2 separate regions of the Homo sapiens genome follow, and region 1 is linked to region 2. A link is a contact called in ENCODE Hi-C data. All regions are on one chromosome and are shown on one strand. Each heading gives the region's core, a stretch centred on a gene start or an enhancer-like site at or near the end of the contact. The rest is flanking DNA. Distances are from core to core; before and after follow the strand shown.

Region 1 (3,721 bases), core at 1,042-3,541, 2.0 Mb before region 2:
ACACATGATTTAGAAAATCAAATTGTACAGAAGGACTTTTTCTTAAAAAAGCAGTTGAACCCAGCCCCATCCCTCACCCCAGCCAGTCCCAATTGCAAAGTAGACAGAATTACTTTTGACTATTTCTGACATTGGATTGTCTACAGATTACCTGTATATATTGAAAATGTGCCTATATGGTTGTTTCTTAATTATTCAGCTTTAGCTGGGTGTGGTGGCTCCTGCCTGTAATCCCAGCACTTTGGGGGACCAAGATGGGAGGATCACCTGAGCCCGGGAGTTCAAGACCAGCCTGGGCAACATAGTGAGATCGTGTCAAAAATTAGCTGGCATGGTGGCACACGCCTGTACCTGTAGTCCCAGCTACTCAGAAGGCTGAAGTGGGAGGACTTGCTTGAGCCAGGGAGGTTGAGTTTGCAGTGAGCTATGTTTGTGCCACTGCACTCCAGCCTGGGCGACAGAGTGAGACCTTGTCTCAAAAAATAAAAATATTCAGTTTTAGGTGTTATGTACAAACTTCTTGCTGTGAAATATGGGGATTTAGTTCTCAATGGATGACAGACTAACTAGTACTAGACTTGCCCTTCTGTCAAAAACAATCATAAAATCAAACAAGATACATGAGATGATGTTTTCAAGCACTGAATGGCAGGTAGTGCAGGGCCCCGTGATTTTTGAGAGAAGAGAAACATACAAGGTAAGTCACATGATCAGCCTGGCTTTCTGTCTAGGGAGGTTTTCTTTCCTTGAGCTCTTGAGGTAGAGCTCAAGCTGAACTGAGGTGGCAGAAGTGAAGTTCTGGGCTGCTGAAGCAGCTGGGATGTGTGGGGCAGGGAAAGAAGGAAGAGGGAACTGCACATGGTGTACGTGTTTTAGGGGATGGGGGGAGAAATCTGGATAAGTATTCTTGATCCAGGGTTAAAGTATATATGTACTGGGTGAGACCATTGCTTAGCAAAGATCACCAGTCGCAGAGCTGAGAGCGGACAGTAATTCTAGAGATGATGCAATATTGGAGACTCTAGAGTTCCAGGCAGAGTGGAGAAACCTCACTGAGCACTTCAGGCTTTCAGTGGTGATACAAGAAAGACCACACTTTAAAAGCAGGGAACACATTCTAGGGTTAAGAGGCGTGCCCTAAGACTAAGTTCAAAACAGAAATAGACCTGCCCTAACAAAGAATAAAACCAAGCCTAACAGGACCAAAAAGATGTGCTAGTAGTTTAACTGTCTGCTAGAACAAAGCTCACCACCATTTAAAGGAAGACAAGAAAATCCAGGCTCCCTACAAAGTATCATCCACCAAAGTCTAGCACACGATAAAAAATTACTGAACAGGCCGGGCGCGGTGGCCCACACCTGTCATCTCAGTACTTTGGGAGCCGAGGTGGGCAGATCACAAGGTCAAGAGATCGAGACCATCCTGGCCAACATGGTGAAACCCTGTGTCTACTAAAAATACAAAAATTAGCTGGGCATGGTAGTGCGTGCCTGTAGTCCCAGCTACTCGGGAGGCTGAGGTAGGAGAATCAATTGAACCTGGGAGGTGGAGGTTGCAGTGAGCCAAGATCGTGCCACTGAACTCCAGCCTAGTGACACTGCAAGACTCTGTCTCAAAAAAAAAAAAAAAAAATTACTAGACATGTGAAGAAATAGAAAAATGCCACCCATAGTTAAGATGAAAAGTGGTAAATCGTTTCCAATTAAGATTTTTTTTTAAGGGAAAAAGGCATTAGTTGTATCTTTTAGAAGGAACACTCGGGTATTGAAAGGCCCAAGGACCACTCCAGAAAGACTGACCTAGGAAGAGACATTGAGTTGTTAGAAGAATCTCCTCACAGCTCTATAGGAAGGTGATGAGGATATAGACTAAAGTTCTGCAGATCTGTAAGTTTTGTGGTTATATTAAAATCACAAAATATCATCCTCTATTTGTGTGTGAAAAAAAAATCACAAAATGTCAGGACAAAAAAAAAAATCCCTTAGGTAGCATTCTATCTACCTTCTCTTATTACATCTGAGAGAACTGGGACTCAGAAAGGGTGATTTTTCCTAAGATCCCACAGACATTTAAGGTGCACTGGGATTAGAATCAAAGCCTCATAACTTTCCGTACTCACATGGCCTTCCTGTGACTACCTTGTACTAAAAAATAGTCTCCAAGATGACTAATTATCTGCATGCTTTCAGGGGGAGGTCCCCAACCATAGCTTCTGAGAAAAACATCAAGGTGTCACTTCTTCTTTCTTCAACCACGTAGAATGGGAGGTTTCCTGTAAGCCACCAGATAGTGACAAAACAGTGCAAAAGTCGTCACAAACCAGACGCTTGATGACTACTCACATAAATAGTTGATATTTAAGGCTTCTGACACTGGATTTCTAGAAATGTGTGTGCTTTAAATTCATATTTAAATTTGTTTAGTTGTCGCCCAGAAGCAACATGATGAGGTCATGACTGCGGCTTTGATCCACGGTAGTGCCCAGATAATATAATCAGAGGAAAAAGAAAATACATTCCATGTTGTATTAGTCCTTTCTTGCATTGCTATAAAGGAATAGCCAAGACTGGGTAATTTATAAACAAAAGAGGTTTAATCGGCTCATGGTTCTGCAGGCTGTACAAGAATGGCACCAACATCTGCTAAGCTTCTGGTGAGAACCTCAGGAAGCTTATAATCATAGCAGAAAGTAAAGCAGGAGCAGGCATTTTGCATGGTAAGAAAGGGGACAAGAGAACAAGAGTGGGGAGGTCCCAGACTTTTAAATAACCAGATCTCTTGTGTACTAACTGGGGGAGAAATCACTTATTACCAAGGGGAAGGTGCTAAACCATTCATGAGGGATCCACCCATGATCCAGTCACCTCCCACTAGGCCCCACCTCCAACACTGGGAATAACATTTCAACATGAGACTCAGAGGGAACAAATATTCAAACCATATCATTCCACCTCCAGCCCCCCGCAAATCTCACATCCTTCTCACATTTCAAAACACAATCGTGCCTTTGCAATAGTCGCCCAAAGTTTTAACTTGTTCCAGTATTAACTCACAAGTCTCAAGTCCGAAGTCCAAAGTCTTACCTATGATGATGAGTTCCTTCCACCTACAAGCTGTGAGATCAAAAACAAATGATTTATACTCTCAATATACAGGAGTGGTACAGGTATTAGGTAAACGTTCTCATTCCCAAAGGAAGAGATTGGCCAAAAGAAAGGGGTAATAGGCTCCATGCAAGTCTGAAACCCAGCAGGGAAGGCATTAAATCTTTAAGCTCCAACACAATCCTTGATTCCATATCCTGCATCCTGGTGTGAGAGGTGGGCTCCCAAGGTGTACCCTGCCACTGTGTTTTGCAAGGTACAACCCATGGTGGCTGCTGTCACAGGTTGGAGTTGAGTACTTGCAGCTCTTCCAGGAAGAAGTTACAAGCTGCTGGTGAATCTACCATTCTTGTATCTGGAGGGCAGTGGGCCCCTTCCCACATCTCCATTAGGCAGTGCCCTGGTGGGGAGTCTTTGTGGGAGCTCTAACCCCACATTACTCCTCCACATTGCCCTAGTAGAGTTACTCTGTGGGGCCTCGGCCCGTGTGGTAGGCTTCTGCCTCAACATCTAGGCTTTCTCATACATCATCTGAAATCTAGGGGGAAGCTGCCAAGCCTCCTTCACTCTTGCATTCCAGGCGCCTGCAGATTTAACACCATGTGAAAGCCACCAA
Region 2 (3,707 bases), core at 811-3,310:
AGTGTTCCAAGCATCGTGGGGCACTCAGGAGAAAAGAAATGGATCTAAAATAGTTCTAACTCCCAATGAGCTCACAGCCCCAATGTGGAGACCTCCAATTAAAACACAATGTGACAAGGGCCCATCCCACCAAAATAGCTGATAAGGCCTAGGGTAGCAAGCACAGTGTGTGTATATAAGTGTGTTAAGGGGATGATGAAGGGGAGGATGCCTTCTTCATTCAACACATTTATCCTTCAAACAAAGGGTGACATGGAATTGTTGCTTGGTAAAGAAACTTTAAATTTCCTTTATGGTTTTGTCCTGTTGCTTAATACATAAGACAATAAAAATGTACTGCTTGGCAAGCAGTCCTTACAAATATATCACTCTCAAAATTCTTCTCCCATTTTACTTACAAATTAAGTTGCAAGCAAGCCTCACTGCCAACATTGTTAATAGTGAAATTCCACACTGAGTGTTTTCACTAATTATACTGAGAGACATCAACGTTTGGGAATGTTTAATGCTCATGGATAGGTGAAGCGTGTTATTTCTTTGAACTGGAAAAAGAAACAGTTTCCTCCCACAAATCAAAGCCCCAACTATATCACATTGATTTAATTCAACCCTAAAAACTCTATAATTAGTGGTTACAGAAAATGGCTAATTACCTCTCCCTGTATTCAGACAATTTCTGCCATCTCACTTGCAGAGCCTGGGAGCTGTGTACTCAACCCACCCACTGACGGGAGAATGCTAATTAGCATTGTTGACTGGTGATACAAGTTATAATATTTTTCAGCAGCCCCGTAAAATTTATAAACATGTCAGTGAAAATGCCAGATTCTTTTACAGTTTGTTAGCTTTTGGACTAAGTGTCTAAGAATACATTCATTTCTAACCAAAGCCAGGTCAAGAGTTTTAACAAAATGCATGGGCCATCTACACAATCATCATCATAAGGCGCTCTAACACTTCCTAAGGAGAATCTAAGAGAGCTCACAACACCTTCGCAGCGTGGGCATTAGACCTGGTTTGGAGAAGTGAAAACTGAGCAACAGATTCCTCAGCTCCAAGTCTCATCTGCTCATCACACAGCAGCCAGGCCGCGGCTCCGCCCCACTGCTGCCGCCACCACGGACGCGTTTAAATTTTTATAAAGCTTCACACTTCTCTAGGCGCGATGCTTGGGGCAGTTCAAAGACTGCAGAAGGAAATGAGGTCCTGCCGGTGGCGAAGGCTGCCCCGGCGCGGTGAGATTTCCTCCAGCAGGGACACCTTGGGCAGAGACCCGCCAGGCGCCTCTGCTCCACCCCGGCGTTTTTGAAAGTAAACTCCTACCTGCCTGTTGCGCTCTCCGAGGCGCAACCGGACTCGCCCCCCAGGCCTCCAGGGCCGGCTCAATTTTTTGTGAGCGAGGTGTGCACACAGACCAGCTCTGTCCCGGTTCCTGGCGAAGGGCCAGGCGGCGCCCGGGTCGAGCCCCGCCAGGGGTGGGAACCCCGGTGCGCGCCCGGCTCCCGCCCTGCACGGCTGCTGCAGCCGCCCGGTGCCTCCAACGCTCGGCCACTCCCTGCCGGCCTGCCCGCCGCCCCGGCACGCGCACCGAAGGGGCGCACTCCAAAGGCCAGCCCGGGGAGAAAGGGACGTCCGAGGTGTGAGCAGGGAACCCCGGGACCCCAAGGAGTGGGGTGCGGCGGAGATCGCACGGCAGGGCCAGGAGGGGCGCAACGCATGGGGAGAAGAGTGGAGTCAGAGGAAGCACTACCCGGAGCGCTCCGGAGGAGGGGAGGGAGCCCCCGGCCCGAGGCGGGAGCCGGCCACCCGGGGTCGAAGTCCGGCGGGGCGAATGCGGGAGGAGGGCGCAGGGGCACGCGGGGTCCGAGGTGGGGGCGTCTCCCAGCCAACGGTCTGCCCCGGGGACCGCCGCCGCGCAGCGCTCGGCCTCTCGCGGGACTCACCTCCGCGCCGGCCGCCCGAGCTCCGCGGCCCGCGGTCTCGGCTCACAGCGGCCCCGGCTCTGCGGCCTGCGCTGGGCTCCTGGAGAGGCAGAGCCCCGCCGCCGCCGCCGCTGCACTGCTGCTTTCCGCTTCCTGTCCCGGCGCCGCCCCGCAGCCCGAGCCCAGCCCTGCGAGCCCGGCGCGGCCGCGAGCCAAGAACAGCTAGCGCTGCCGGCCCCGCCGCGGGGCCGGCCCACCTGCAGCGGAGGGCGGGGCTCGGCCGGCGTCCCCCTCACCTCGTCACCGCCCCGACCCCACACACCCGGGACACACACGAAGGCGTGCGCGGTCACACTCTTACACACGGACCAGGGAATGACACCTCCCACACTCATTCACCCTCATACACACACTCACCCTACACAGACGTGCACAGCCCAGTAACCCACTCTCTTCTGGGCAGACACACACACTATAAACACATGGCCCAGGGATTGATCTCCGACACCGCCCCCTCCCTCCCCCACATACTTGGAATCTCAAGCTCACACACACACACACACACACACAATCATGCACAAAATCCGAGCCCATTTGCCCTCACGAGTGCCCCCATCCACATATTCACACGGCTCAGGGACTAACCCCCCAACCCCACTCAACACACACTCATATACACACTTTCCAAGAACTGACCGACAAATATCCATATACACCATATCTCAACCCATATACACACACTTAAACTCACATGTAGCCCTGGAAATGACCCCACAAATAGACACACACACACACACACACACACACACACACACACCCCCTACAAGCCACCACAGCAAGCCTCTCCCCTCCTCCTCCCTTATCAGAGCAGGCACTGCCGCCAGCCTAGTCTCCTAGAAACTGCTAGATGAGCACATCTCTGCAGGCAGGTAGCTGAAGCTTCAGTGCTGATTCCAACCAGGTACTGTTTCCTTTCTGAGCCTTTGTTTACCTGTCTGAAAAGTGGTGAGGATGCTGCTGTCCACCTTGCAGGATTGTGGTGAGGATTACAAAACAGTTGGCAACGATTTTCATGAATATTTGCACTTTTCTTAGTTGTCTTGTGTTGGTAGCATTAGGGTTCCTTACTGATCATCTCCAATCTAGCTGGGACCCAAAGCTGCTTACGTGGCAGGATTTTCCAGTGGAAGCAGTGTATAATGAAGTGCTGAATTTCCTAAGAGTTGTCTACAGGAGTATTGCGGGCATTTGGGGTGGGGAAATGCAGGCCCACCCTGACTAGCCTTAATCAGGGAACCTTGGCTCCAAGAACCCCTCACTCCCTTGATCACCTCTTCCTCATCCCTTCTAGACTCCATTTTCTCTCGCATATGTCACATTTCCTTGAGAAGACACCCATATGTTCAATGTGGCTGATTTTCACCACTCCTAGTCCCCAGGCTCTGCTGCCCCACTCAGTGGCCTAGACCATCTTCCTCCCCCACCCCCAGCCTCCCAGTAGGCTCCAGAGAGCAGATGTTGCTGACTCAGGCAGCCAGGTTCCTATGGGTAAAGCCAATGGTCTATTCACCCAAATCAGCACTCAGGGTCAGAAATGTAGAACATTATAAAAACATGTCTCTCTCATCTCTAAAATGTAGAACTTTCAAAGTTCAAACAGGCCAGGGATTTCCAATTCTAGTCATGTACCTGAATAGCTCCAATTAACACAGAGATCTTCAATGAGTTTTCAGAAAGTAATTCTAATTCACTTAGGTTCTTATGTCTAGCCACCTTACCAGATGA

Evidence for each region. A loop is a pair of places that touch in the nucleus more often than their neighbours do. Pooled maps may share reads with other maps.
Region 1: a loop to region 2 is called in a map with no recorded cell type, with 8 times the contacts of the local background. The contact joins the enhancer-like site here to the promoter of VANGL1 in region 2. A Hi-C loop is called at or near these places in 5 of 37 single-sample maps with no recorded cell type and 4 of 50 pooled maps.

The regions. Positions count from the first base shown.
Region 1 is chr1:117,663,066-117,666,786 of GRCh38, reverse strand. No RefSeq gene overlaps it. Among named protein-coding and RNA genes, the nearest start is that of TENT5C, 59 kb to the right of the region's middle. RefSeq lists enhancers at 2,040-2,109, 2,300-2,539. Within about 2 kb of position 2,291, at least 6 of the 41 ENCODE cell types and tissues checked have a DNase peak (open chromatin) inside an H3K27ac peak, as active enhancers do.
Region 2 is chr1:115,640,323-115,644,029 of GRCh38, reverse strand. It overlaps VANGL1 (VANGL planar cell polarity protein 1), which reads right to left and starts at 2,060. Exons shown (of 8, transcript NM_138959.3): 1 at 1,944-2,060. RefSeq lists an enhancer at 1,445-2,203 and a silencer at 1,339-2,328.